2 separate regions of the Homo sapiens genome follow, and region 1 is linked to region 2. Evidence: chromatin loops called from intact Hi-C (ENCODE). Cell type or tissue: PC-3. All regions are shown on one strand. Each heading gives the region's core, and the rest is flanking DNA. Links, peaks and the distances in the headings are about the cores only.

The links. Hi-C counts contacts between places; a loop is a spot of excess contacts. Peaks named below come from ENCODE experiments on the same cell type or tissue, not always from the same donor. Only the 100,000 strongest peaks of a DNase experiment are listed, where the experiment ranks them.
Region 1: a loop joins it to region 2, with 3 times the contacts of the local background. A loop is called at or near these places in 2 of 110 quality-filtered maps.

Annotation. Positions count from the first base shown.
Region 1 is chr2:205,694,609-205,710,488 of GRCh38, forward strand. NRP2 (neuropilin 2) reads left to right here. Exons shown (of 17, transcript NM_003872.3): 2 at 2,936-3,113. Among named protein-coding and RNA genes, the nearest start is that of NRP2, 20 kb to the left of the region's middle. RefSeq lists enhancers at 856-1,690, 5,971-6,140, 11,994-12,133, 12,344-12,643, 13,519-14,295 and 1 more. In PC-3, for the core only: no CTCF peak of the experiment used is centred there; a DNase peak (open chromatin) is centred at 7,103; H3K27ac peaks cover 1,505 bases.
Region 2 is chr2:205,806,724-205,822,603 of GRCh38, forward strand. All of the region lies in intron 3 of LOC105373847 (a long non-coding RNA gene), which reads right to left. Among named protein-coding and RNA genes, the nearest start is that of NRP2, 130 kb to the left of the region's middle. In PC-3, for the core only: a CTCF peak has its summit at 6,990 (motif pointing left); a DNase peak (open chromatin) is centred at 6,978.

The DNA of each region.
Region 1 (15,880 bases), core at 3,320-11,319, 110 kb before region 2:
GTTCAACTCTCCTTTGGCTTAGCTTGACTCCTCTGAAACAGAACAGCAACCATGTATAAAGTTCATTGTGGAACACAATAAAGACCTACAAAGTAATGGATGGTATAGCTCTTCAGAAGAAATTTTAGCTAATTTCTATTGGGACATGTTTGTATTTAGGAAATGATGTGTCCCCAACCCTAGAAAGGAAAGATCAGTTATCAAGAGGAGAAGTAGAATGATTAAGTGTGTTTTCTTTACAATTTTTACTGATATGTTTCAAGAATTCTGTTCTCTCCAAGAAAAATAAAAACAGAAATTCTAGTATTTATCTTTGTGGATATATGTTTGTGCAAATGATGTGTGATATTTTATGAGAAGGTGTGAACGTATGTATAGGACTAAAGTGTGAATTACTGATATGTATATGTACTTGAAGTATGTTCAATATCTATGTTTGTGTGTGTTTCTGGGTGTGAATGCAAGCCAAACAAGAATGTGAATTTATAAATTTGTAAGTATTGAAAAGGTTACCAACACACAACTGAAGCAGATGTTCTAATGAGTTCTCTGATACTTCAATAACTGCCCTGATTTTCTCCAGGTAAAGAAAGGATAGAAAAAAAGCAATGGATGACTCCTTTTTCTTTTGGTTTAACAGCAGACAGTACAGACTATCAGCTATGGGATATATATATAGTTTAATTTTTTTGTGTGGTGGTGGTGAAGAAATGATCACTTCTGCTGTAGATGAGAAATTAAACCTTCCTGCGAAGAAGTTTCCTGTCTTTATTGCTGATCTGTGTGCCTGGTCTAATTACTAAAAGTTTAAACCTGGGGTGTGGGGAATTGAGGGAGAAAAGTTCCCCTTTCAAGAGTAATTGGAGAGAAGTAGAGGAAGGGATGGGGAAAGGAGGGAGAGAGTGTGGGTAGGGAGAGTGGAGAGTATGTGGAAACCATAACAGTTACTAAACAGGAGCTCAGCTCAGGTTTCCTCTGACGAATTCCAAGGCAAAAAAGTGTGGTTTGGGGTGAGTTGGTGGCAGGGCTGCAGTTTTCTGCAAAATATCTGGCAGAGGAGCTGGACCCGGTAGAAAATTCCCCCTTCTGCTAGTTGAGTAAGAGCAGCTGGTGATCTATGTCCTCACACCTCTGCCTTCTCAGAGGACCACTCCACCCTATTTCATGTGCATAAGCCAGGACCAACGGGCCTCAATTTGGCTGGCTAGATGACATTAGGTTCCCAGCATGGGTGAGTGGTGTGGGCACCTGGAAAGCCTATGGGTATTGGCTGCAGAGGAGCTGGGCCTCATGGCTGGCCTCATGTGGTCTGGGTGGGAGGGATGAGCTCATTGTCTTCATGGGCTGGGGTGGGTGCAGGGTCATTAGGTAAGAAGATGATGTGCTGTGTACCAGCCTGAGGAAACGGCTGCTTTTGTTTTCCACCCAGTAGGAAATGGACCTGAATTCATTCCATTCTGGGCAGTTCAATACGGCACAGTTTGAGCTCGTGGAGGCTTGATGCCGAAAAGGCTACTTGTGTGGATTTGTGTCCCAACCACCCGTGTGCAGCGTGCCCATCTTTTATGCATTTAAAGCCTGTCAGGCCGGTAGTCTAAAGCAGAGGTCTGGGAGATAGTAATGCCAACAGACATGGGGAATAGTAAAGTGCACCTGTAGAGTTAAAAAATGCATGACCTGTTCCCTCAAAGAGTGAACACAGGAGAAAGACCCATCCTGGAGGGCGGCTGCTGAGTCGTAATACATAATTCACGGGCCCATGCTGCTCCATGCAGATGGCGATATTAAATCGTGATTGATGCTAAGAGACACACACATCTCAGGAAGGTCTCCGAGAGGCTTCTGAATATTTCCATGTCTCATGTGCCTTCCCAGCTTCTGTTCTACTGTGGTATTTAAGCAAAACTCCCTATTTCCCAAGAATCCCTGCTGGGGATTGCAGAACTTTACTCCCGAATAGATGAGATTCCTCAAATGTCATCACCCACCTTTGGAGCCTTTGAAGGTGGCTCCCTTCCCTCCCAGGCCACATGAAGCTGTCTGCCTCCAGCCAGGCACTGCAGGTACAGGGAGCCAGCCCTTCCTGCAAACGGCCAGTTATGGCTGGACAAAGCAGCAGCACACTCTGGTGGTGGTGACCAGGCAGGAGGGACAGTGGGCAGACAGCGCAGAAGAAACAGATGTTCATTCAACACAAAGCACCTTTGTCGAAATTCCAAGGCTAGAGCCAGTAGATTCTCTAATACAGATTTTTCCATTCGGTGTATAATGAAATAATAAATCAAATTTGTGGTATATATGGAATTAAATGTTTGGGGGGTTTGCATTTTTTTTCTTAAAAAAAAATTTAAAAAGGCTGCAATCACCCTCCAGGGCCTGTTCTGGCCCAAAGCTGAAAGTGCTTCCTCTGCACCACATGTAATTGTTACCAGGCTCGCTTGTGGGTCGGCACCACAAAACCACCATTGTCAGTTCCCAGAGCCCTGACTGCTGGCTGCCTGGGCTGGGCTGGGAGACACCGAATAAAATGAAGGATTTATGAGATAAAGATAGAGATAGGAGGTTGAATGAGGAGAGGAAGATGGGCCAAGGAGGGGAGGCAGGAAAGGCAGGGAGGCATGTTGAGTTTGCAGTCCTCTTGTTTTTTTAATCACAGACCATGTAATTGAGAATATTTATGGCCATGTTCTGGAATACTTTCATCTGTGTGTGTGTGTGTGTGTGTGTGTGTGTGTGTAGTTGGGTGGGTAGGGGGAGGGATGAGCCGGAATAATCTCTTCCACCGAATGAGTAAGTAGGTTAGTCTTCTGGACTGCCATAAAAGGTCTGTAAAATAGTTTTAATCAGACACTGGTACAGAAGAGAAGGAGGGAGTGTGGGGGGAAGAAAGTTGTAACATATTTGAAGTTCTTTGGGTCGTTGATTTCTCTTTCAGACCCACCGTGCGGAGGTCGTTTGAATTCCAAAGATGCTGGCTATATCACCTCTCCCGGTTACCCCCAGGACTACCCCTCCCACCAGAACTGCGAGTGGATTGTTTACGCCCCCGAACCCAACCAGAAGATTGTCCTCAACTTCAACCCTCACTTTGAAATCGAGAAGCACGACTGCAAGTAAGCACCGTCCTGTCCCACTGTGTATCCCATCCATGAGATGCACACGCCCTGCCCCCACCCCTGCTCTTGTCACTTCTATCACCCCTCACCCCAAGACCTGCTGCTAACCAGTGGTGGATCCTGGCCCCAGAGGAAAACCTCAAGGGGCATTCCCTTTCCAGGGAAATAAAGGTGTGGCTGATCCCACAGTATGGTGGAAAGAGCCTTCTTGAGTGAAAAGTAGAGAATATTAACCTACCTCCAAAGGCCGGTAGTGGAGGAGAATTTCCATGTGGTGGCAGGGGCTGGACTACAAAACTCTACTCTTGACTTTGGGTTACCTTGCACTTGGAGATCTCCCCATTTCCACAGCTGCTACATGTATAAACCCCACCCACTTCCTTAATAAGATAGTAGCTGTATCCCCAAGTGGAGACTTCCCTCGCATCCAGCCACGCAGGATCAGCCTGTTACCTTATATAGCGGTAACTGGTTTTCTTATAGAAAAAAAAAAGGGTAAAAAAAAAAAAAATCTAAGTAGTTCTAAGATTCACATTGGTTCTTGATAGCTGTGCTACACAAGTAGAGTCTCAAAGTCAGTGTCATGGATTTATTTAACAAACACTCTTCTAATTGCATTACAAATATTAATCCATTTACTTTGCACAGTGGGCCCTGGGAAGTTAGTGCCATTATGATCTCCATTTTGCAAAAGAGAGAAAACCGAAGCACAGAGAGGTTAGGTCAGTCACCCAAGGTGACTCAGCTGGTCTTACAACATTGGTTCTGCCACCCTGGAAATGTGTGGCTTAGGAACTCCCAAGTGGACATTTAGACACTTGGGAGTACTTTAGAAATGCCATGTTACTACCGAGGTCCCTAAAAGTTAAGGTTGGGAAGCAGGCAGCATGTCTAGAATGCAGATGTGCTTTAAGCTGTCTACTGAGCTCCATCTTAAAGTCTTTTCTCATTGGAAATAAAGTGAGAGTTTTTGTGCAGAAAAGAATGTGCCAACAGTCATATTCTGCCCCAAATGAGCGCCTACGGAATGCTGTTACTCTGATAAGTATTCAGTGCTCCCATGTGATTCATAAATTGTCTAAGCATTCCTTGCTATTAAGCAAGGAATTGCAAATACTGAAAAATTAATAAGGGGGCCAGCTGGCAGGACAGGTACCAAGGAGAAGGCAAAACTCCTACAGGCCAGGTCTGGGCCAGCACTTCCTCATGGAGGAAACAAGGCCCCTCTTTAACTAGTGCTAGACTGTGAGGCTCAGTGAATTGATGTCATTATTATCCCCCTAGGGCTAATTTGCACCTACATAATGGTTTTCTCCTAACAAGAGGTAGCCTTTGTTGAAAACCAAAGGGTTTCCCGGATGAATGCCTCATGTGACGAAGAGTCATAAGATGAAGTTTCTAATCCCAGATCCACTCTTGACTCAACGGATGACATAGGGAAACTCATCAGTTCCTCTTTGTCTAAGTTACATGAGTACCCTGGATACATTTGCTCAGCATCCCAAGGCTTCTGATTCCCTGACAGTGAACTTTATCAAAGATTTCTGTTAGAAGAGCTTCTTTATAAGGTGTTTTGGGCTCTGATTCCTCTGGCTGGACTGCAGAAGGTTGGCACAAATGGAAGCATAATGTACAGAGAGAGCCTGGGTCTAAGCTCAGAGAAATTTGACTAAGCACCTTTCTCTACTAAGGGCCAAATTCTGTTATGCTTATGACAGCAAATCTCCCAAGGAAATTGCCAAGAGGTCATCCTATGTTGTATTCATAGTGGCAGAGGGAGAAAGCATGGCTTTTGGAAGGAAAAACTTAGGAGCTAGTAAGCATGGCTTAAAACATGTTGGGAAGGACGAAAGGCCAGAAAGGCCCTGCTTTGGGTTGCAGGGTACCCCTTCCATGGACAGGACTCAGTCCCAGAGATGGGGAGAACTGAAGGTTGCCAGAGACTCTGACAAGGGGAAGAAGAAGGCATTGCCCCTTGCTGGAGGTGGAGTAGGGGAAGCCAGCAATTTACAGGGTTATCTTCTGGCTTATCATCCTCGCTAAATCACTTCCTGTTTTTCTCCCCATTCCATGACCTCATGTGTCTGGTTTGAACCTAAAAAGTGAAGGAGGTCAGAAAAAAATCTTTCTGGGGTCTGTTTCTCCCAGTGCCAAACTGTCAGAGAGGCTCTGTTGGGATTAAGCCTCATCCACTTAACCTTGTCATTAATTCTCTGTTCCTCCCCCCATTTCTCCCCCACTCCCCATTTCTCTCTCTTTCTCTCTCTCATTAATTTTTGTATTTAGAAAGACTCATCTGGTTTTCTCAGCCTCTCACTCTTCAAGGTATTTTTGACATTTCCCCTGGCCATTTGCATTTGCCATAAATGGGCTTCCCCTCCCCACTGCCTTGTTTTACTTTCTTGTGAAAGGAACAATTAATCTAATTGAAGTCCTGGAAGTTCTGTCTTGTTCCGGCTCTCCCTCTCTCTTCCATACTGCATTTTCGTTCCAAGGGAGCTCCTGGGTTTGGAAAGCACTCACTCTCCAAGGAAATTAGCCTGCTTTCTCCTTTTATTTTGGGTGCATGCTTCAAATTGGATTTGGCTCTGCAGGCCCATAAGGTGGATACTTCCCAAAAGAAAACTGCCTGGGCTGGTCTTCCGATCACAGAGCACAGCAGCAATGCCCCAGCAAAAAGGGGAACTGAGCAAGAAAGTCAGGAGAAGCAGCCAACTCAGCTGTGGAGACAGAGCAGTGGTCAGCACACCCAACCTCGTGTTTGCCCGGGTTCTTCCTACGTGCAGGGTTAACTGCAAAGATTGCCCCAAAGCCTGGAAACAGGGCCCTGATATGAAAGAATTTATCCTGGGCTGTGGCCCCTGGGCCCTTGGCTCCCTGTATACCTTGAACTCTACATCCCAAAGGTTGAGACGGTTGCTGAGTAAACCCCAGATAGACCTTTTCCCCTAACCGTTGCTTATTAACTTTGTTCCATTGAAGCTTGCTGTCTGCTTGGAAAATTTCACTCACAAGCCGCAGCTTTGCCTGACTCAGTGCAATCCAAGGCCACCATCTCTGGTGAACTTCCCTTGACTCCTCCCTCCAGCCACTTGCAGAAATGCAAATCCTGGGCACCCACAGGCTGTTTGGGGGCCTGTATAGAAGCTGTGGGCAGAAACCAGAGGCCACTGTGGTACTGCTGGACTCCTGCAGCCAAAGGACAAAAGGGCGAGACTACGGGCCGTCTGGGCAAACAGAGAGAAGCCACTTTATTCCCTGTGGAGTGGAGGATGCTAGGATGTTGCTGCTCCGGCAGACAGAGGCCTTTCGCTTGAGTCATCAGCCAACAGACTGAATGTTATGGTTTTAGAAACCCATACACAAAGTTGAGTGGTTTTTTCCATTTCTAAAATTTAAAATGTATGTATTTTTAAAACACCCACCTGCATGTAATACACAGCTTGTTCAGGAGTTCTCAAACAGCCCCAGCACCCACCCCATCCCAGAGGCTCAACCAAATAAAACCAAAACCAGGAGGCTGGGTCCTTTTAAGCACTGGTAATTTCTACCTGTAATTCCAGCCCTTTGGGAGGCCGAGGCAGGCAGGTCACCTGAGGTCAGGAGTTCGAGACCAGCCTGGTCAACATGGTGAAACCCCGTCTCTACTAAAAATACAAAAAAAATTAGCCAAGCTTGGTGGTGCGTGCCTGTAATCTCAGCTACTCTGGAGGCTGAGGCAGGAGAATCACTTGAACCTGGGAGGCAGAGGCTGCAGTGAGCTGAGATTGTGCCACTGCACTCCGGCCTGGGTGAAAGAGTGAGACTCTGTCTCAAAAAAAAAAAAAAAAGAATTGGTAATTTCTAGATGGGTACCTTGATGGGTCTCAGAAAGAGCAAAACCCACTAGCAAGAAATGAAAGAACATTTCTTAGGCTAAAATCCTCAAGGAAGTCTACATAAATGATTGTATGTGCTATGTTCAGCCCAGCAATATCTCATATACCACGTATCATTGAAGAATGACATTCCATTTAGGTGAAGTGTCCAGATACTGAAATATCCACCTTTAAAGTTCTTAAAAGAGAACTTTAAAGAGTTCCAAGAGTTCTTTTTTAAAGGATTTCTGATAAAGAACATTCTAAATCATGTGCTGCACTTCCCTGTCTTTTTAAAACCTACATTGAGAGGAGTCAACTTTTTCTCAATGATTCAGGCTTTTAATTCTAAGCTTCACTTTTGTGACAGCAGCCAGTATTGCCATAATTGGAACAGGCAGATTAAGATTTGAATTTTTATTGACCTTTTAAACTTCCCAGGCCTCAGTTTCCTCATCTGCAAAGCTGTCATAATAATAAATATCTTGCAAGATTGCTCTGCCTTTTTATGTAGATGCCCAATAAGTTAGCAACTGTGTTAGCATCATTGGACTTTGTCAGGGGACAGTTTGGGACTATTTTCTATCAATCCTCCTGCTTTCACACATCCTGTTACGAGTATGCCTGTCTCCTGTAGCCTTCCCATTCTGACTTGTTTTTGCTTTTTTATGGGGTTATCAATTTTGCTTCAGGAGCCCTTGCTGTCTCTTGGGAAGTTTGAGTTCTGGGACCTAAGCTTTGCTCAAGCCAGTGCAATCCCAAGGCCAGCATTTCCAGTTGGCTTCAGCCAGCCAAGCTTGCAGCAGAGTTAGGACTGGGGAGTGATCCCCAAGTGACAAAGCGTAAGAGCAACAGAGGATGGAGTTCTCAACATCAGTGTAGCTGCTCACAATCTTTTTTTCTGAACTCCCCCACACCGTTATATTCTGCATATTTAAGGTTTTGGATATTTGCCTCTAAGTGTCCTAGATAAACAAGGTGCTCTTGTGTTTATTTACAGCCAGAGGGGCCCTCTATATCTTAGAAGATATGTCTGTTTCTCCCAAAGTAAGAGATGATATCTTAGAAAGGTAGCAGTTTCCCAGTTGATAACCTGATCATAGTAAACAGAGAGATCAGACCAGACCTTAGTCATCTGGCCCCTCCCCATTCAGCCAGCAGTGTTTCCCTGTGCTCAGTAAACACCCTCGATTCCCTGCAAACAACCAAGCATAGTCTTGCATCTGCATGAGCCCCCTGAGTTCCCAGGGCTCCAGCCCTCCTTTCCCTCCCTCCACAGTGTCCAGCTGCAAGCTCCCATCTTCCTCCCCTGAGTTTCCTTGCTTCCTGCAGTTCCCTTTTATCACCCTTTCCTCTGAACTCCCAGAGCACTTGATGTTGCCTGAGTCCCTTGCTTTTTGTTCATATGTGGTCATCTTGAGTTCTCAGCAAGTAAATTCTACAAGGGCACAAAGCATGTACTTCATATCTAAACTCCCATGGCGCCTAGTCTAGGAGGGTGCTAGGCAGGTGTGTGCAGGTGATTTCGTGATATTTTTTACATTGGAAATGCCAGGCAATAGGTCAGCATGAGCTGAATCTGTGTTGGAAGGCAGACAGATCTGTGTTCCCTATTTGTCCCTCTGGGAATATGACATAATCTTAGGGGGTAGGACACAGGCCAAGAATGTCACTAACTGATTTGGGACATGAGTCTCTCACCAACAAAATGGTAATAGACCATTCATTCATTCATCAGGAAATAGCTATTAAACACCTACTATGTGCTAAGCACGTTGGTATTATTGGGAATACAGTGATGAATAAATCATATTCTTTTCCCTAAAGTCACTGTTACTCTTTCCATTTTACAGATGAAGAAACTTGGGCTCAAAGAAGTTAAGCAACTGGCCCAAGGTTCTACTCCCATAAGTGGCAGAGAAGGGTTTTGAAGCCAGATACCCTAGTTTTCAATCTCTGCTTTACTCTTGTGCTGTCTGCCTCCCCGGCATCATGCATTTGGCAGGGGACATGATATGGACCTGTTACGTGGGCCCACAGCATCCAGGTCCAGCCTAAGCTGGGAAGATCAAGGAAGGCTCCCTGGAGGAGGTGACGCCTATACGAATTCTAAAGAATTTGGCCAGGCAGCAGGGAGTGTGTTTGGCTGGTGTCATAGGCAGACAGCAGCATGCCCAAAGACAAGAAGGAGGGAGGGTTTGATGCCTTCAGGAACCAAAATAATTGAACATGCCTGAACCCAATTTCTTAACCAGTGAGCATTGTAAGGGTAGACTAAAAGGGGCTGTCCTTGTGACTTGCTGACACAAACCCTTTTCCCGGTGAAGAGGTGCCTGAGCAATACTATTTAATTGTATTTCCTGGCCAGACAACTTCCACCATCTCCTTAGGAGACAGGGTGGTCAGGAAGCAGGAAAGACTAAGATGATGGGGACTCTCTGCTGTCCCCACCTTCCCTGTCCATTGTAGGGTCTCTGCAGCCTCATACCCTATGTCCAGCGACCTCCCCCACCCCGCCGCCAGTGGAATGCCTGAAAGTGGGGTTTGGCCTGGGAAAGTCCAGGTAACACTTCAGATTAAGCTCCTCTTGTCAATTTCCTGCTACACAAGACTTTCTGAATCCAAGTCTCTTTCCTATGAATAGAGGGCGGGAGGCCAGATTGCCCAGTTGGAGGTGTGGCTTCAGCTGGTCTCCGTTGAAGTCTGAAAAGCCAACAAAGCATAGTGAGAATTCTGTGTGGTTCAAGAGGGTGCCTTGTGCTTGTTGAGGAGAGGCCGTTGGCTTGATCACTCACGACACTATTACTGACGTTATTATTTACTGCCTGCCCAACCACAGAAATATTCTGATTCCCCTAAGGAGCCAGTGAGCAGTAATAATTTTCTGTATTGCAACAATCCTCCTAATGACAGAAACAGATCCACCTCCAGGTACGTGGTGGACGAATGGGAGCAGCTGGCTGCTGGCCCCACACTTACCAACCTTGACCACAGGGTCCACCCAGCAACTCCACCTCACCCATGGATCAGGGGGAAAAACAACTCACAGACTGTTCTCCTCTTACCAAGGTTAAAACGCAGCTGGAATTACTTTGGGCAGTTTGTTTTTAAAAATGAGTGTTGCAATTGTAACTGTCTCAATGCAAGCTTCGCTGTAGATGCCCTTCTTAACAATATGCTTTATCTTCTGACTGAGAAAATCACTTGAGATGTTATCATGCACAATCCCACTTGTTCTGCCTCTCCACCCTGGCACCTTCTCCGAACCCAGAGATCCCAGAGGGCCAGCATCTCACCCCATGTAACTCCATGTAATTCTCCCATCTAATTACACCGGCTGAGAGTCTGTCTTAAGAAATTCAGTGGGAGCTCCAGGTGTGGAGGGGATAAAGAAGAGATGGAAATATACCAAGTGAAAACATCAGATTTTTCTAAAAAGGGATTTGTGTATTTTCCTGGAGTCATGAGTCCTATAGAAAAAAATTTATATTCTTTTTGTTTTGTCCTTTTTACTGGCAAGGGATTTAAGCCTTTGGATTAAGAGAAACTCAAAAGATAATTTAATTCCATTCTTATACTTCTGCCTGGATAAATAATTCCAGAAAAAAAAAAAAAAGATATCAGCTGCCCTTGTCTTTCCTTCCAGAAAAGAGCTTCTGTAATCGTCCTTCATTATGGGACATCGTGCCTCACAACTCATCTCAGTTGATTGCAGAGTAGATGGTTGTATTTAATTTACATAATCAAAATTTTTTTCCTAGAAGGAGAATCCCTGAAAAATGTTAGCTGGGTCAAAATAAAATTTTCTAAAAAGAAGAAGGAAAAGGAAAAGGAGAAAGAAATGTGAGTTGGGCTTAGGTTTGGGAGGGCAGCAGAAAAGCATGACTTTTTTTATGCCTCTTTTCGAGCTTTGTAGCCAAGCATCTTGGCAGTCTCTAATATTTTTCTACTTTTTCCCACTGGGGACTCAACTGTATGTTTGTGGGTCACGTGGAGGAACTCTCAAAATTAGACAACAATAGCAAACATTTATTGAACTCTTGCCAGACATCAGGTCCTACCCTAAGTTTTCTATGTTTAACCGCCACAGCTGGTACTGGTACTACTATTATCCCATTTAACAGATGTAGATACTGAGGCCCTGAGAGATCACACAGATAGTAATCGTGGGGCTGGGTTTGAAGCCAGGCAGCCCAAAGCTGCCTTTGTATACCTGTGTCAATCTGCTTGGAGCTGTCATCTGCTGTCCCAGTGCTTAGGTATTTGGGGCCTCTCTGATTTCTTTAGATATCCTTGACAAGCCTTTTCTTTTCCTTTTCTCTTTTTATTCCTTTTCTTTGCCTCTTCCTGCCATGCAGTCACCTCCGGATGCCAGCGGGGCAGTCAAGGAGAGAGATCTCTTTCTGTGTCTTTAAATACAAGCCAGAGGCCTCTCAGTCCATCGTCTCTCTCTGCCTCCCTGTCACCTACCTCCTACTCCCCCAATCCCCCCACAGCCCCGCTCACCATCCTCTTCAAATTCCCTGCCATCCTCACCACCACCTTCACTCTCCATCTGGAGTCCAAAGATGTGAGGGCCAGTAATAGAGTGTCAGCGGAAGTAATTGATTCCTCACACCGAGAGAATTCGCCTGCCTTTAGTGTCAATGGAGCTGAACCAGAGTCTTGGAGGGTGAGCGAGACATGTAAACAGTCCGTGGCCGAGCTGTCAGGACGAAGCCAGACACACCGGAGAGTGAACGAGGGGGGAAATGGTGGAACAAATAATTGTTTTATTGGAAAGGAAAGGAATAAATAATATTTCAGCCCAGGAACTGGCAGTTTGAAAGAGATGGTTGAGAGCTTGGAGCAGAAGGATTCGTGATGCAGGTTTTAATGGAAGAGATTTTCTTTGTCTCAAAGTAGGAGGTTTCGTCCCCACCCGACCCCCCTCTCCCATTATCATCATTATTATCATTAAAATAATTACTGTAACAATTACAGTTGATGAGACCTCAGGTTTATACAGCACCTTTCATCTAAAAGTTCAAAGCGATTTATCTATGTGTCATCTTTTGAGAGTGGTAGGAGGGTAAGAAACTATTATTTTGGGGGGTCATCTGCTGGGAAACTGAGGTCCAAGCAGATACAAGATTTAGTCCAAGCCTCAGGGCAGGCTGCTGGGTTAAATGGTGGGGTACTGAGTTATCTTCTTGGGGGCCTTTTCTGCTGTACTCTTCACTGCCTGGGCCTTTATACACACGTGGCTCTTGAAGCTCATCCCCGGCACTGATGCCTCCTCCCACACTGCCAGGGCCTCCACTGGTCGCTACAATATTGTGGCCAACCAGCCAGAAGCTCTGTGCGCAAAACAAACAGCCTGCTTCTGGCTGTGAGATGAATAAAGATCCTTCAAGGTCTGACTCACACAGCTCCCATCCTGCTTAGAGACTTCCTGTAATCTGGTTCCCTTTCTTGTAGAAGCTCATGTCCTTTCTAAACATCTTTCTTCATGGTCTTATGAGGCTCTAGCCAGGAGCACCCAACATTCCTAAATGCTTGCTTCTTCCACCCCCAACAAACCCCAACCTGTTCTCTCAGAATGGAAAGGGCATTTCTGGGATGGGGAGAGAAGGTGAATGCTTTAACATGCCTCACATGGCCCGGGCTGCCTGTGCAGCATGATGCTTCAGAATGCAGCTGTCGAAAGCATAGTCACAAACGGAAGCGGTTCCAGCTGACTGGCCCCTGAGTGCTAGATTCAGAATCTCCGCCCTGGCGTGGCAGCAGCCCTTTCCTGCTTGGACATTAGTGCAGGCCCATCATTTCCACACCATGGTGTTTTTTGCACAGTAGTGACAAGTTTGCCCCTGGAGCCAGGAGAAGCTCCAAGCTCTGTAATCTGAAGCTCCAAGTAAATGAACTCTAAAAGGGAGGCCCATCACACCTGCCACCTACTCCCAAACTGTCCCCTACTTGGATTTCTGCATGGCACGTTTTTCAGATGAGTTTTGCATCTTCCAAGTTTTGTTAGGGAGGCTGGATGCCAGCAAAGAGGAATAGAAAAATGATATGGAGCCTAAATCCCTGGAAAAACAAAAAGGACTTTTCTGTTGCTGTGGTGGATTCCCTGGTGCCCAGTACACTTCCGTTCCCAGCAGGCTCCCGTTTTTTGGACAGACGGGGAAGTTATGATTTGCCCTCACAATTGGATCCCCTGGGAGCCAGAATTAGTGTGAACACCTATTCCGGAGGGAACTGTTCACCCTGCCGAGTAAAGGGGCACTGCCAGCACACCAGGGGCCCCAGACGCTGTGCTCTGATTGCCCTTCAGTGACCACCCATGCAGGCAGCCCCACCGGGCACAAAGGCATGATTCCTGTTCCCTTTTGTCAAATGAGGCCAACTGAGGCACACAAGCATGATTGATCCAGGCCAGCGTAGGAAAATTTAGTAAGTCCTGGCCCTGCTGGGATTCACCTTTACACCTGCTAGTGCTGCTGCTGCCGCTGAGAAAAACAGAAATGGAAAGAAATTGTGGACTACTCTTCCTTTGCACTCTGGTATCATTCCAGAATGCTACCAAGGGGCCCTTTAAGTTGACTGCAGAGGGTGAGGATTTTATAGACACAGAGCAGACCAACGAAAGACCCAACACTCATGCTGAAAGCAGCCTGCCCCCAAAGCCTTAAACTTCACATTGGCACCGGTTGCCTAGAAAACCATTCCTTACATAAGCAAACATGTTTCATCCAAGTGGCCTCCAGTGTGTGTGCTGGTCCAGAAGCAGAGCAGACCCGTGACCACACGGCCTCAGGAATGCGCCTTGCTGGCCAGCCAGGTCAGCGAGGGAAATGGTATTCACCCAAAGGACCAGTGCAGAAGTTGGGGAGGCTTTGTTGCGTGCCCTTAATTCTCTGAAAGTTCACCTTCAGAGAGACTTATCAGATGCGTTGTCTGGAGTGGCCTCCTTCCTCACGTCAGGAGGCATTCTTGGCAGCCTGCTCCATGAGGAACAATGAGATTGGCGGGGCCCTCACCATCATCGCAGGGCCTTTGCGGAAAAAGAGCCAGCAATTATAAATAGATGTTATTTGTCGTTTCCATTTTCTTGCCTTCAAGGTTTTTTGGAATAATTCCTTCAGTTTGTTTTGGGTTATTCTCTCCGTGTACTTCCTTTGGTGGGTGGTCAGACTTCCTCCTTTCTGAAGAGCCATGGTGACCCTGGTTGTGAGGGGATTGTGGATAAGAAGCTCAAAATATCAGCGATTTGTGGTGGGAAGAAATGAAGGAAGAAAATACAACTGCAAACAGCCACTATTAAAAAGGCGCTTGGTACTGATGCAGATACCCAAACAAATACAGAGTTTGGTAACTGTTTGAGCCCTTGGCGTTAAATAGCAAACAAGAATAACAGCAGCAGTAACAACAAATGGCTATTCATGGAGCATGTACTGTGTGCCATACACTGTGCTGACCCATTGATATGCATTAACTCACCAGCCTCTTGGGAGCTTGAGCACCTTGCTATCTAAGACAGCAGATGGAGGACGGGTGGTTTTGAACATAGCCTGGGCTCAGAAACACAAGTTTGAAATAAAATCTCGAAAACTCAAGTGTCTGAAACACTGTTGATGGATTTGTGCAGGGGGATGATTTTTTAGAAACCCAGCCCCAAGAAGCAGGGTATTGAGACTGCCTCTAACTGTGCTTTTCGTTTCATCTTCTCCTGTCTGGCTCCCAAGGTGTCATGTGTGTGTAACTCTTCTCTTCTCCACATCCACCATCCTGTTTTGTTTTATGCTGGTAATAATAAAAATAGCCAGGGGCTCTCAGGTGCTTCCTTAAGGCATCTGGCACTGTGCTGGGCCTGCATGTACCTTCGCAATCCTGCCACCACCCGCAAAGGTGGAGACTGTTATTATGTCCATTTTGTAGATGATGAAACTGAAACTCAGAGAGGTTAAATACCTTGTCTGTAATCACACCATGAGCAAGTGCCAGAAAGTAACTGGGTCTGTCCACAAAGCCCACATGCTACACTTCCCAGGTTACACAACACCCTCTTAGGTATGTTTCCGTTAACAGTAATTTAACGTTTCTTTTGTCACAGACCTTTTCCCTAGAAAAATGTGCCTACTCACAAACACAAAATTTCGGCAAACAAAGATAGAGCTTCCCCAACCCACTTACACTTGTGTGTAGGCCCTAGGAGAAATCCCCGCATTTAAGAATATGTGCTCTAGATGATAACTTAAGAGCTTATAAATATATGGGATGCTGCTTTCTCACTCCATGGGCCATATGTTCACATATGGATATATATGTGCTTATAAAAATACTCCACTTACAAAAATTAATATGTTATCCCATCTGAACTCTTACAAGCTAGATTTCTGCTGGGTGAGTCTTGAAATCATGGATTCCAAATCCGCTCACTTTTCCTGTTGGTGATTTGTCTATTAATTTTGGTAAGTCCTTCAGCCTTGTTTAAACAGAACAACTCAAAAGAGCAAGATTCTGTTAAGTCTCTTACATATCTTACACCCATTTTGTGGAAACCTAACTGAGGCCCTAAGGATTCTTTACACCTGGTACCTGCTAATGCTATTGTGCTATGGCAATCCGGTATTTTCATTGCCCTCAGATCTTCCTCCCACAAGGAGACAAAGGGAGGAAGGGAAGGTCTCTGTGCCCTGGAGTTTGACTACTTGGGTTCAATGCCTGTCTCTGACCTTTCCTCCTCATGTAACCTTGGGCAGGTCACTTAACTGCTCTGAGCCTCGATGTCTGCATCTGCAAATGGATGGTAATTGTAACAGGGCCTGGTTTGGATGAAATGAGGATTAAATGAAATAATATCTGAATCAATGGCCTGGCCCATAGTAAATGCTCAATAAAATGTGAACAGTTTGCAGATATACCAGC
Region 2 (15,880 bases), core at 3,510-11,509:
ACTCCACTCCTGTGTTCACCTGGTGTCTTTCTGGCCCGCTTTATTGTGTGTCCTTCGCTCACCTTCTTCACTTCTCAAAGTCCTCTTTGTGACTGAGCCTCTGCTAGAGAACATGATGTTGATTGTGTCGTTTTTGTTTTGTTTTGTGTTTTTGAGACGGAGTCTTCCTCTGCCACCCAGACTGGAGTGCAGTGGTGCAATCGCGGCTCTCTGCAACCTCCGCCTCCCGGGTTCAAGCCATTCTCCTGCCTCAGCCTCCCGAGTAGCTGAGATTACAGGCGTGAGCCACCATGCCTGGCCCACGATATTGATTTTTACGGGGGTAGTGGGGTCTCCCTGGGGGGACTGCCAGGTGAGGCTGCTGCCACCCCCTTCCACTTCCCAAACAGGTTTGGAGGTTCAGCAGCTGATACACGTAAATGTCCCCAGTTCTGCCTTTTAGAAACTGTATTCCCCAAATTTGTCCAAAACACATGGAATTGTCCCCAGCCGTGGCAGATGCGGTTAGGAGCACTGTTGGCACCTCCCCTCCCCTGTGTGCCTTAAAAAGACCCTTTAAGCTGTGCAGGGCAGGTGGCAGCTCAGATGAAGATGACAATCAGAATGTATCGCTGACAGTCTCTGGCTCACCCAGGAATAGAGAGCCAAAGCACTGATTGATACCTGAGAGGGTAGCTGTCTTAGGGAGGACACAGAAGAGAGATAAGGGACTCAATCAGTGTCAGAGCTGTCCCAACACAACACAGCCATTAATCACTTTGGGTAAAGATTCTTGGCTGCTGAAGTAGAGGAGGGCGAGCAGGTAATAGAAAAACAGAGGGAGAAGCAGCTGTGTGGGCTGGACAGTTCCAGGATGGACAAGGCGCTTGGCCTCACCTGGATGGATGGACAGGCAGGCCTGATTTGGAGATCTCCATCTGTCCATTCTCAGCCCAAGGAAAATGCCCACAGGATTTTCCTAAATTCATTGCACAGAATTAAAATATAATCCAGGGTGAACTTTAAAGTATGTGAATTATGTCTCAATAAGGCTATTATAAATATATAGACTCCAATCAGCAGCCCAGGACAGCTGCAGTAGAAACCCTCCCTCCTGCCGCCCTCCCACCACATGGATGCAGAGGAGACCATTGCTGATATTCTCTCCTTGTCCTTACCCACTGGTACCTGAATGAGATGCAGCACGTGGTGAACCATGAGGAAAACAGGGCTCAAAGACTCAGCATTTCGATGAGAAAAGATCCCTCCCATTCCAGAAAGCCGCAAGACTGCACTTCAGCAATTCCCAACCATATTACGCATGTGATTAGAACTGGCCGAGCACATTTTAGAGACTGTCTTTCAATGTGTTTTAATTAGACATTTAAAAACAATAACCCTGTTTTTTTGTCCAGGGAACAGAGATTCCTAAGTTGGAAATAATGAATGGATTAGTGATTAATTCATTGCTGGCAGGTGTGGGGAGAAGCTGTCTGTAGCTTCTTAGTTTTTTTTGTCCCCTTTCTCTCTTAAGATTGTTCTTTCTTATTTTAATTAATTTTCTTGCCACCCCAGCACTTCTCTTATCAAATATTCAAATAAACTAAACAAGTGGAGTATACTGAGACCAAAGTACTCAATATGGTGTTTAATTGGAATTGTAGCCTGTTTTCTCCCTGAGGGGTAGCAGATACCTGGAAGCTTTTCCTGGCAGTGGAAATGGACTCCAAAAGTGCATTTTTAGCATCTAGTTAATCTTCCTTTCAGGTGCCGAGGGCATGGCTTGATTGAAACAGGGAGCAGCCATTGGGTGATTTGTGGTTACTCTTGCCTTGCCTGGTAAGGAACAGAAGTGAGAACATAGCGAGGCTGTGAATCTTCTCTCCATTCACTCTGCTCCACTGTTTGCATGCTTGTGTCTGTGCCACATGAATGCTCGACACTGGGGGCATGATCCAGCTGTTGGACATGCCAGGTCTGGTGACGGCTGCCTGCCCTCGGCTGCCAGCATCTCACTCAGCTCAGCAGGAGGGCTGCCATCACTGCTGATGCTTACAACATAGTTTGGCACAAATATCCTGCATCCATGTCCTCAAACCCAAGCCACAATCAGCAGGGAGGGGCAGGGCATGTGCTCATGTGCAAGGGCCACAGCACTAGCCTCTCAGTGAATGTGAACTTTATGGTCTGTCCTTTTCAAAAGAACACTGCTCAGAACAGCTATGGCGCAGTGCACTTTCTAAACTCGGGACTATCTTGAATGAGTGAGCAGTCCCGTATGACACTAGATCTGCAATGGAGCCAGAGCTGTTGGCTACTTCAAAATGAGTTACAGGTTTCAGAACACCACTTGGTGCCTTCTAACAGTGTGAGATCCCTTAGCAGAGACAGCCTTGGCTACCTTCTCAAAAGCAGCCACATGGTTGAGCCCTGACCATATATTTATCCATAAATGATGGTGAGTACTAATAAAGAAGGAATGGAAGAGGAGTTTTTAAGGTGGGTCTCTGGAGGCCATGGTTTCATTCAGCCCAAAGTATTTTCCTCCAGATTGAAGCAAAGACAGAAGTAGCCTGCTGTGACTAATGGAGCTCAGGTGATTGCTTGCCAAGCATTTTAATAATGGGGTGGCTGACAGGTGGAATAGGGTGGGGATGGTGGAAAAGAGCAATGGACAGTAGGGACATGGTCAGCAGTTAGCTGGTAAAGAAATGAGCATTGCTTCCAAAGGCTTCCAAAACTAGGCAGCGGGGAATGAGGGATTCAGCCAGAGGAAAGATTTCCTGGTACTTCCCTCCATTTTTTTTTCTCTCTCCCAAGTTTGGAAGCATCAGAGCTGGAAAATTGGGACACACATCCCTAAAGGAGTTCCTATTGGGTGACCATGTATATGGTTTTTAAATTCTCAAGGATAAACTACTGGACAGCTACAAAGAAAAGGAGAAAGTTCTTTATGTATAAATATGAAAAGATCTTTAAGACATACAGTTAAACAAAAAATCAAGGTGAAGAACCATGCCTAATATGCAGGATATGTAATTTGTAATTTGCAGAGTCCAGTGTGAAATGAAATTATAGGGTTCAAAATTATTAAGAATTTCAAGCCAGTGACAGCAAAGCATGAAATCAACTGCACCACCCTCCTGCACTCAGAGCCCTGTGTATCTTCCACACTCCCACGCAGTCAGTCCTGCCGGTATGTTTCCATTGCAGTAAACCTAAAATGTTAAGTAAGAAATAAGTACGGTTTTCCTATGGGCAGGGGGGCTGAGAACTACGAGGAAGGAGGACAAAAGAGGGAGGAGAATTTCCACTGTATACCTATTTATATTTGTCAATATTTGAATCATGTAAATGAATTACCTATTCAAAAATTTAAATAATTTAAAAAAGTCCTCAGGGCTCCACAAAACCCCATGCAGACCCTAAGCAACACGTGGAATCCCATTCACATTTATCAGTGATTACATGTTGCTATGTGGAGGTCCTGTGCATGGGAAGAAGCTATGAGAACAGAAGCATCTGATTATAATAACTGAAGCAACAGCTATCCTCTTTCTCACCCAGTCACTTGCTTGCCACTGGACATAGATTTCTATGAAGCCAAATAAAACAGAAAATGTTTTCTCACTCTGTGATCTCTATCAGGTTCCTCTCACCCCTGTGAACTTCAGTAGGCCTCGGGCATATGGGCTACTGCTTATTTTCACAGCTGCCCTATAGGTTAATAAGTGCTACTCTTCTGAGCAGAGAGACTCTAAATCTCATTAAAAGAGTGGGTTAGATGAATGCATCCACAGTAACAGTAATAATCAGAAATAACAAGGTGCTTCCAGTTTGACAAGACCCACTTGTGTGTCTCCACAATGGTGCCACTCAGAGAAATGGGAGGCACCTTGTATTAGTGTGTTCTCACACCGCTATAAAGAACTACCCGAGACTGGGTAATTTATTAAAAAAAAAAAAAAAGAGAGAGAGATTAATTGACTCACAGTTGCGCAGGCTGTATAGGAGGCAATGGATGGGGAGGCCTTAGGAAACTTACAATCATGGGGGAAGGCGAAGGGAAAACCAGTATGTCTTACGTGGTGGGAGCAGGAGGAAGACAGAGAGAAGTAGGAGGTGCCACACATTTTAAAACAACCAGATCTCGTGAGGACTCTATTACAAGAAAGCATTCAGGGGATGGTACTAAGCCATTAGAAGCCACCCCCATGATCCAATCACCTCCCACCAGGCCCCACCTCAAACACTTGGGATCACAATTCAACATGAGATTTGGGTGGGGACACAGAGCCAAACCATATCACTCCTGAACCACAAATAATCAAATCAATAATAGTTTGCATGTATTGAGTACCTACAATGTATTAAATGAATTATTCATTTAATCCTCACGATTCCTGCAAGGCAGATTCTACTGCTTTTTGCATTCTATAGATCAGGAGAAGTCCAAAAAGGAGAAGTAACTTGCCAAACACTGCCCTGTAAGTAAAGGAAGGAGCCAGATTTGAACACAGACATTCTAGCGCCAAAGACCATACTCTCAACCGTTAATCACAAAGAAGAGAAGCCTCGCTTTTCAAGTAAATGATCCATATAGTAAAGATCATTGGCTAAAATGTAGTACATCATCTTAGCCGTTCCACTCAACAAAATCTTCTACCCTCCAGAACACAATGGGGATAATTTAGAAGTAAGGGCTGCAGATTTTTATTTTGGTAAATATGGCTATGAATTCTTTTGTGCCATCAAGTCAGATGAATGCTAGGCTCACCATTGCTTGAGGCCTGCATTAGTGTTCAGTATGGCCCTGAATTCTCTATTCTTTGGAAACAACATTTCTAAGATGATGGCAACTTGACAGCTCTTGGAAACAATTTCCTAGGGACTTACCCACAAGATCTCCAAGTGATGCAAGAGGCTGAGGCAGTTAAGAAGAGTGAGGGAGGAATTACTTCCAAGAGTACAGATAAGTCAAGAAAATAATCTAGAGTCACAGAAGATCAAGATCAGAGGCAGATGTTCACATTCCTGGGCTGAGGAAAAGACTCCAGGCCTTGGCTCAAATTGGCCGTAGAAATTGTATGAAGGTGGAATTAAACCCCAACATTCCCTGGGAACTTTCCCCCTTCTAAGTTGTCTAAGACACCAAGAACAAGTATCTATACAAGAGTACTGTACACATATCTGTACTATCTATCTTGTCCTGCATTTATCTTCTACCAAATTGTGGTGTCTACTTTGATGAGAAAGCCAATTTCAGATCTTTCTGTCTCAGAACCAAAAAACACTACAAGGCACAAGATGGGTCTTTAATATATGTTTGTTGAAATGGCAAATGAATGAATGAATGATTCATCAGTCAATTGATAAACACCCTTAATCCTTAATAGCCATGTTATGCAAGTAATATCTCATTATGACAATTCAACCTCTCCCTGCAGCTCACCAATAAAATATTCAAATGTTTTTTATTCTAATGACACTTTGTGATAATTGCTAGAAATCCTATTCCCAGGAGGCAGGAGCCAAAGATGAAACCAAACCAATATCAGATTTCCTCATCAAGACTTGGAAAGTGAAAACAAAATGACTTGAATGCAATAAAAGGGAATATTTTGCAGATCAGCTTAATATATTGCCCTTGAAGTGCTTAAATGTGTTTGTGTGATGTTGTCAAGTAACTACTCAATAAATACTTTAAAGCTTGTTTGGCTTGTTGAAATTTAAAATATTAAGAAAAAGAAAAGAAGTTTGACTGATTTTTGCAAATTCAATACCCAAAGTAGTGTAGAAGAAAATAAAAGCAGCTGGGATTTGTGTAGTTGCTAATTTAGTTGAAGAATAATCATCCATCTAAGCAAAAATACTTCCTCTGCCACATCTGGAGAAACCAGTTGTAGAGGGAAAGTGTGGGTTGGTTGCCAAAAGGACATTTTCCATATTGAAGAAAATCTTAATTTTATGCAAATTGCCATTCGATCTTTTATTTTTTTTCTCTTTCCTCTTTCAAAGCAATGAAATACAGGAAGCAAAAAGGTGATTTGGAGACTTTTATGGAATTGATAAAGTCATACTTTCTTAGGAAAGAGATTAGCTGAAACTTGGCCAGGTGATAAGACATTACAAGAAGGTCAAAGTATTAAAGATTTCCAAAAAAAGCTGCAGGATGAGAAAGTCTGCCAGTAGCTTATAAGAAGAGACCAAGGGATTGGGGATTTTCAACATTAACAGGAATTGAAAATCTGGACCTTTACTTAAAGGAAAAGTAGAGTTACTTTTAAACAATGATTGATAATAATCAAAGTCTACTGGGATAAAGAACTTAACCTGAAGACAGATTTTTTGGTAGAGTATTTCTTTGTATGTTGTTCTACGTTGAGTATTACTTTCTATACTGTTCTTACTATTTTATATTTAGATTTTTTTGGGGGGGGGGACTAAGTCTCGCTCTTGTCACCCAGCCTGGAGTGCAATGGCACAATCTCGGCTCACTACAACCTCCACCTCCCAGGTTCAAACGATTCTCCTGCCCCAGCCTCCCAAGTAGCTGGGATTACAGGCACCTGCCAACCCATGCCTGGCTAATTTTTGTATTTTTAGTAGAGACGGGGTTTCACCATGTTGGCCAGGCTGGTCTGGAATTCCTGACCTCAGGTGATCCGCCCACCTCGGCCTCCGAAAGTGCTGGGATTACAGGAGTGAGCCACCCTATAGTTATCTTTAATTTGCATTTCTGTTTTTCTCAAAACAAGTGATTCTCAAAACTTTATCTGCATCAGAATTACCAAGGAAGTCTTTTAAAAATGGAGATTCCTAATCCCAGATAGTCAAATTCATTGGGTATGGGGTTGGGGTTCAGGAATCTGTGTTTTAACAAAGTAAAGGTAATAGGGCCTGGATAATTTAATGCAAGTGATTCACACCTCACTTTTGAGAAGTTACTCTCGTTAAATATGTTCCAGGTACTGTCCCGGATCTCTGCAGCTGTAGCAACGAAGCGCCACCTACTGGAAATTTACCAAATTACAGGCATAATGGAAAGGAGAACCGAGAAATCAGTGTAGTGATTTTGTCATTTAACTGTGATGTTGTCAAATAACACTCTATAAATGTTTCAAAGCTTACCTGGCTTATTCAAATTTAAAATATTAAGAAAATTAAAATAGGTTTGAATGATGTTCACAAATTCATACTAAAAGTAATGTGGGAGAAAAATAAGCAGTGGATTTGTATAATGACTAATTTATTATAAAGTTTCAGAGTCTAGGACACATAGAAACAGGACACAGGAGGAAGGTTGGAAAGCCACAGAAACACATTTTACCTACTTTTCTATTCTTCCTGCTTCTCGCTGGAAGTAATGGGCTGATAATTAACCTCAAGCCAATTTGTTATGCTTGATTTAAGAAGTCACCATTTGGCTGCAAATCTGTTTTGCCCCACTTGCACATCTCTCCAGGTAAGGCATGTCCAAACCTGCCTTACTCATTCTATGTATGTTCTTCTGATTCCATTGCAACCTCTCCCTCATGTGGGAGGATGTGGGAAGGAAATGGAATTGAATGAAAAGGAAGTCTGTACCAGACAGCATTTTGCCCCCTCCCAAATACATATCATGACAACCATCAAGGAATAGGAGCTCTGGGTGACACAGCTTCCTCCCATGGAGAGGTGTTTGACTTGGGAAGTAAGATACTGCTATACCAACCTCTCATTTCTCCATTCATCAGCAACAATAGATGGCACAAGGCATCCAACCCTTGCAGGAAGCAGCTGCCTTACAGCATGGCATGAAAAAGCATGGAGCATTTGGCTTTAGACAGTAATTTACATGACCAAGGGCAAATTACTTAGCCTCTCTAAGCATCATTTTCCTCCTCTATTAAAGAGGTATTCTTACCTTGTGGGGTTGTAAGAATTTGAGTAATACATGCAAAATGCCTGGGATGTAATAGGTGTTCAATAAATGGTAGTTATTATTTTATGCATGAGACTCGGGCTAATGTATGTGTGAGCATTTAGTTATTAATTAGAAGGTAAATGAAAGCTGGCTGGAGGGAATTGCATTTGACCTTTAGCAAATTATTTCATTTAGATGCGCTGATGCAAAACTCTCACGTCTTATGAAGAAAGACAAAAATAAATCGGGCTGACAAAAGATATTTTAAAAAATACTCAATCTCCCTCCAACATCCTCTCAGTCTATGGCCACCCCACTATAATTTATATGCCATCTGAGGAGATGTTTGTGCCTTTCCCTCTCTTGTCATAGTCAATCGCTGGCTGATCAGGGGCCAGACTCAGCTCTGAAAAACCTTTTTGAGAATCTGCATCTAATGACTGCTCCAAAAAAGAACTCCTAATGCTTTTCGTTTTTCCTCCAAATAAGCTTGCCGTCAAATTAGCTTAGGTGTATTGTCTAAATTATCCCTAGGCTGAGTTTGGCACAACCGGTGCAACATGATGCAGGGGCCTGATGCATTTGTTTCTCCACAGGCCCATTTTATTGAACGACAAAGAGAACCTGCCACACTCCATGTAAAGCACCTTATGGGAGCCCATGTTATGGGAGTCCATTTGTTTGCAGAACCATGGTCTATTACAGGAAGGGCAGAAGCATCTGTGCCAGCTGATGAGAGGAAAGGGAAAAGAGAAAGTGACAAAGGTTTGCGGCAGACCAGAAACAGAAGAGACACATAGACACATCGTGACCTTATCTTGCAAATCCTTGGAAGTTCACTATGTGTGCAGGAGTTCTGAGACTTGACAAATCAATGGGAGACAAAAGAAGGAGGGCTAATGAGAGGATGAGGATCCATGAAGGTGTTTCCATGGTGGAGAGCAATGCATGAAAGAAGTAGCAGCTTGCAAGAGACTAAGAGCGATTAAAAGGCTGGGGCTAGCCCTTTTTGGCAGAAAAGGCAGTGACAAAGAACTGACTGACAGCAGTAGGGAAGAAGAGAGCTAAGTCTACTGCACTTAAGGGAAAAAAGAACTAGAAAAAAAAGGAGAGCTGTAACAGGAAATCAATTGCTGATACTACCCTGCTGGAAATATTGCAGATCCCACGACTAAAAGGAAAGAGATTGGTGTTTTTCACATGTGATTCTCTCACGCTGTATAACACATGGGTAATTGGTGCTATCAGGGGCCTCATCTTCAGTTTCTCTGTCTCTCAACATAGCTGGGATAAGGATGTATTAGAAAGTCCAACCCAATGAACTTTGCAAAAGGGCTGTGATTAGCTTTGGAAGGCTCCGACTGTGCAAGCAGCCAATATAATAAGCTCACTTGTTGTGACTGATTACAGCTATTACCAAGCCTGCATATTTCTGCCTTCTAATGCCCACAGAGGAGTGGGAAGGAAAGTCAGCCAAGCATCCCTGGGACTGGTTTATTAAGCTAATATACCAGGCATTGCCCATTTTGCATCCTGAGAAGCCATCAAGCCCTTTGAACTTAGCATTTTCATTAGAAATCATCTATTTTAAATAATGATACAGTGAATCTTTAGACTGCTTTTTATCCAAGGACCTCAAAATACATTACTATTACTGCTGATTCTTAGCATTTGGAAGATGGTATTACATTAATTTTCTAGATGGTTAAACCAAAGCATCTAATGGTGAAATGCAAAATCAGCTGCAAAGGTAGGGAGAGTTTAGAGTACTCATTTATCTTATCATTTATCTCCATAACTCCATTTACTGTGCACATGCCAGTACCCAGAGGCATAATTATGAGCTAGGAGCACATGAAGACTTTATGAATGTCCATTTGTGGAGGACATTGCTCATGTTGGTGGCTGCCTGACAACTTTCAGGTATGCTTCTTATGTTTGGGGAGGAGCTCACTTTCCTAGTTTCCTTTGCAGGGGCAAGGCAGACATGTGACCTGGAATCTACTAATCAGATGCTCTGGTGAAAGCAACAAGTCTGATTTCTGGTGCAGAAGTTGAACACAGCAAATTATAGTGTCAATGTCGTGATGGTGGCAGCAGAAGCTTCCCCATCAAACCAGTTTGACAGCACAGTCGTAGGCATGTTTCTGGAAGTTTAACCTCTTACCTGGTTCTCCAGCTCTTAAAATGATTTTACAAACTCTTTTTAACAAACACTTTCTCTGCAAAATTAGCCAGACTCAGCTTCTGTCACTTGCATCTAAAAACCCTGAAAAGTATTCCCTTATAGCCCATGAAAAATAGAGGGTTACAGACCTTTTTTAGTACTTTTAGATGGTTTGAAAACTGATTATCAGTCCATTTTGAAACTTAATTTACTCAATTAATATTTAGTATTTACAAATATCTAGTATTTATTAAGCACCTACTATGTGCAAAACACTGTGCTAAGTATTGTGGGAAACATTTTCTGAGTGCTTGCTGTGTGCACTCAGCAAATATTTCCCACAATACTTAGCACAGTGGCAGACATGGCCAGTACCCCCAGGATCTTACAGTCTATGGGGATCAAACAGGAGCAGACAGACTAGGTCAGAGGCAGTTTTAGTAATTCAAGAAAGAGTTGATGGTAGTTTAGACAAGGGAATTAGGGGTGGAGATACAGGAAAAAAAGGACAGATCCAGAAGATATCTAGGAGGTAAAAATAGAGGGAATTTGGCAATAGATTGGATATGGGGAAATGCAATGGGGTCGTAGACGACTCCTGGGTTTGTCATTTGAGCCTCTGGATAGACAGTGGTGTCCATCCCTGAGAGAATGTTGAAAGAAAACCAGATTTTGTAGGGACATCGCAAGTTCAGTCTCAAATGTGTTAAATAAGTTGCCTTTGGGGCATCCATGAGGCAGTTGCATATTAACGGATCTGGAACTTAGAATCCAGGACTGGGCTGAAGTCATGAAGAGTCCTTGCGTAATTGACATAACTGTGTGAATGGGATTTCTTAGGGAAGAATATAGCCTGAGAACCAGAGAGGACCTTGGATTTGTTCTTAAGGAGTATCAAATATAGGTCTAAAAATTAGGGGAGCCACTCATCAATGGTTACCAAAAATCTAGTTCACCTATTTAAAAAAAAAAAAAAAGTGAAACACATTAATCAAAGAAACATGTCTTGATTCTCCAAGTACAAACTCTTCTATAATAATGATCCCACACTCAGAGACCAGCCCAGTCTACTACTAAGTCAATGGGCCAGGTAGGGCCTGTGGCACACAGGAAAGGACATGTCCTGTCTAAAGAGAGCAGCTGATTCTAAGCTCAGACAAGTTATTCCCATATATAATACCTATATCCAAATCCCTCTATTAAATTCCCCACTGTTTGAAATAATTGCCATGATTTTACATTTATCTGAATGCACCTTGACAAAAACAGCATTATCCCAGATTTCTAGAGTCAGAGCCCAATTCTTGCTTCTGACTTGGAAACAATCTTCAGTTACCTTAAATTATTTTCCTTACTAAAGTCCCCTATTTTTCTATTTCCAAATGGCATTGATACCTACAAAAGACAGATCTTCTACTGCGAGTGTTTTTCCTAGCTTCTACAACTCCCCAAAATTATCTTCCAGTGTCTAAGACTCTAACGACAGTTGTCCCACCCTACAATCCCCTTCATTACTCAAATTCATCCTAAAAAAAAAAGGGTAACTTGGTATTCTGGCCCCATGGTGTGGAATGTAAGGAAAAGCGATCAGCTGAACAAAGAGTAATCATCTCCTGGCCCCGTAAGACAGGTTGGCATTAGGAAGCAAGACAGTAGGTTCCTATGCTCCTACCAGCATATCTGAGTGGTAGAGCCCAGGTCACATATCTGCATTGCAGCTGCAAAGGAGACTGGGAAGGTGAGCTCCTACCTCAAACCTACGGATGAACTTTAGAAGCCAGAGACAGAAGGGAAGGACAACAGGTTCTGGAGCAACGTTGAAGATTACAGAAAGAATGGGAGGAACTGGCTCTCAAAGTTAATTAATTCTGGCCTCTGATACTTTTGCCATTCAACATCAGTATATTTTCCTGAAGGTCTAGGAGATATATATATATATAGATATATAGATATATAGATATATAGATATATATATAGATATATAGATATATATATATAGATATAGATATATATAGATATAGATATAGATATAGATATAGATATAGATATTTTTTTTTTTTTTTTAAGACGGAATCTCGCTCTGTCGCCCAGGCTGGAGTGCAGTGGTGCGATCTCGGCTCACTGCAAGCTCTGCCTCCCGGGTTCACGCCATTCTCCTGCCTCAGCCTCCCAAGTAGCTGGAACTACAGGCGCCTGCCACCACGCCCAGCAATTTTTTTGTATTTTTAGTAGACACGGGGTTTCACCGTATTAGCCGGATGGTCTCAATCTCCTGACCTCGTGATCTGCCCACTTCTGCCTCCCAAAGTGCTGGGCATGAGCCAAAGTACAGGCATGAGCCACCGCACCTGGCCGAAGATATTTTTTATTATGTGCATTCAGAATTTTTTGCCTTCTCAATATTCCTCTGCAAGAGTACATTGCATGTACTAATTATAACTGCCAGCTATTGACTAAATCTGATATGTAGCTGAACTGGATTTATTTCTTAGCTTAGTGTTACAGCACACACACACCTAATCAAGTTCTCCCTCCCCCTTCCCACCTCCTCCAACCCCAAACTATAATTATTAAACCAAGAAATGTGAAACAAAGCACACCATCAGCACACGTGTGTGGTAAAGCAGCCACCGTGACTTGCCCTGCTTCAGCATCACCAGGTGAGACAACCACACACCTTGCCTTGTATTGCAGCTTCTAAGGCAAACATCCTTCAGGAAACATGATACAGGACCAGAAACAAGAGTATAATTACAAATCTGTTGTTATTTTCTACAGAATCTTGGTTGGGGTGAGTAAGAGCTTCCCTCCAAAATTCCCTTTTTGTTGACATTTGGCAGGACTTCTGTCAACAAAATTACATCAACCAACACCTAGCAGTATCTGGCATGTGGTAAATACTCAATACCTGTTTTTAAGAATCAGAAGAAAATCCAACGAAAATGAGCCCTGTCTAATCTCATAAGTGAAAAAGTTAAAGCAGTTAGTATAGCAGTTAGTGCCAAGTACTTAGTAAGTGCTATGTAAGTATGAGCTATTGGGGTTATTATCATTATCTAGAGTCACTGTTGCTTCTTGTTCACATTCTGGTCATCCAGAAGGTCCTCTCCCATTTCCCTCTGTCCTGTCCTCCCTCTTATTTAAATACTATCAACTACAAATAATAAAATAAATACTATCACAATTTGCAAGGAAATTTAAACCACCCCCTCCTCTCTCTCTTCTCTCTGTCTCTCTCTCTCACATACACAAACACACACACACACACACACAGTGAGAGAGCATAGCCTCGCTCTCATGCACTGCTGATGGGAGTGTATGAAGCACAACTCCTACAGAAGGCAATTTGGAAACAGCTACCAAAATTACAAACGCATGGCTCGGCATGGTGGCTCACGCCTGTAATCCCAGCACGTTGGGAAGCCAAGGTGGGCAGATCACTTGAGCCCAGGAGTTTGAGACCAGCCTGGACAACATGATGAAACCCTGTCTCTATTAAAAATACAAAAATTAGCCAGGTGTGGTGGTGCATGCCTATAATCCCAGCTATTCAGGAGGCTGAGGCAGGAGAACTGCATGAACCCAGGAGGCAGAGGTTGCAGTGAGCCAAGATCACACCACTGCACTCCAACCTGGGTGAAAAAACAAGACTCCACCTTAAAATATATATATATATATTTTTTTTTAAATTACAAACACTTAGACTTCTCAACCCAGCAGGCTGCATTGGAGAGTTTATTTTACAGATTAACTCTGCACCCATGTGACATGTAATATGTACAAGATTGTTTATTGCAGTCTTGTTTGAAATGGCAAAATGAAAATAAGCCAAGTGTTTGCCAGTAGGGAACTCACTAAATAAACTTTGTAATAAGCATAGAATGGAATATTATACAGCGATGAACCAAATTTTCAATGAGGAAGACCTCTATGTACTTACATAAGAAAATCTCCAAAATATATTGCTAAGTTAAAAAAATAAGGCACATAAGGACAGTGTACAAAACATCTCAAATTCTGTATAAAAAAGCAGGGAATAAAAATGTATACTTCTATTTGTTTTACCTTAAGAAACTCTGGAAAGATATGGAGGAAACTAAGAGGAATGATTGTCATGGCAGGGAATGGAGAATTAGGCCAATGAAGTGGGTGAGGGGAAACAGGGTAAAAAGGAAAACTTTTTACCATAAAACTTTTTATTGTCTATTCAACATAGATGAAAAAGAGAGAGAGAGCGTGCACCATCTTTTTTTCAAGGAGAAAGGAAAGAAAACCTGGTCTTCTCTCTGAGGCGCTTATTTGCCTGCCATGAGCTATGGTTGAAGTTGATGCCCTGGAAGTTCGCCATCTTGAACAGTCCTAGTCCCCATTTTCCAGGCTTCTTCCCCTCCACACTTTGGCCTGGGCTGGGAAACTGTCCCTAGAGAGCTGGACCCCTGTGCTGACTAGCTTAATACAGTCTGTTGGGCTATGATCCTATGTGTACACGCATGTATTCCTTCTGGGACACAAGAGTATAAATTAAGAAAAATCTCTTGGATCCCAGACTCAGTATTATAACTCTTCATTTCTTTGCTTTCATTGGTTTCAAGTCAGCCATTTAATATGATTTGCAAATAGCTTTGTGTGGTATGATATTAGAGGTCAGAAGACTTCTCAATCCATCTAAAAATACATAAACACGCCACAACAAAAATCCATTAAAGTAGAAATAGCTAATCTCTTACATAAGGAGAATAAATAATTCACCTCCAGGCTCTCCCACCATAAATCAGTTGTGCCCTTATCAGACACCGGTGCTGGAGTAGAAAAGTACAGCAGCTGTATTCAACTTCGACAATAAAAAGAGGGGGGTGGAAAAACTAGGGATGAAACATTTGTTTTCTTTCCATGTACGTCTCCAAACAGACTACATAATAAATAAGCTGGGAGAGACCCACGACTTAATTCCATGACCGATGAAAACCTTTTCTAACTTTTTACCCCAGGTAAAGGGTCTCCAGGATCTATCTGACTCACACCTTAAGGGGAACAGCAGTGCCATGTACCAATCCGCGGATGTGATTCGAACACCTGCTAGGCTCACCCCTGCTGCAGTGAAAGGCTGACGGGGAAGAACCCGCCATCTTGGCCCCCTCAAGCTCAGCTGGAGGAGGAAGGGAAGAGTCAGGGACAAAATTCCACAGGACTTGTCTATATCACTGATCCCCACCCTCACAGGGCTGTCCAAACTTAAGCCCAGATGGGTCCACAAAAGGGTCCCAACGGAAAGAACTGCTCCCACACCTCCTGGAGAAACAGTCAAGAAGGCTATAGAAAAGGTTTAGAGAGAGAGGACCCGGTCAGGAAACAAGGCTCAAGTCAAGTCAGTCGCTTGAATTCAGGTGACCTACCCCCAACACCAACCCCTGCCCATGTGCAGCAAGAGTTTTTAAACTTAGTTAACAAACATCGACATAGTGTGTGCTCTGTGCCAGGTGCCATTCTAAAGGCTTCAAATACCAACTCCTTAAGTATTCATAACATCCCTTTGAGGTAGGTACTACTATTAGCTCCGTTTTTCTGATGAGGAGACTGAAGTGCAAAATGATTAAGAATCGTGCCTGAATTTATTTAGTCGTGGATCAGGAAGCGAAGGATGCTTCAGCTCGTCACCACCTTCACAGAAGAGCTTGTCACCACCACCTTCACGTCTGTTCTGGGCCCTGAGTGGGCTGTGTACAGAGAAGAAGAGAAGTGACCAGAGACAGGCTGCAAACTCAGCATAAAAGTTAACAGAGATGTTTTGTATCCTAATAATTATCATTAATACTAGGAATTGTTGTTGA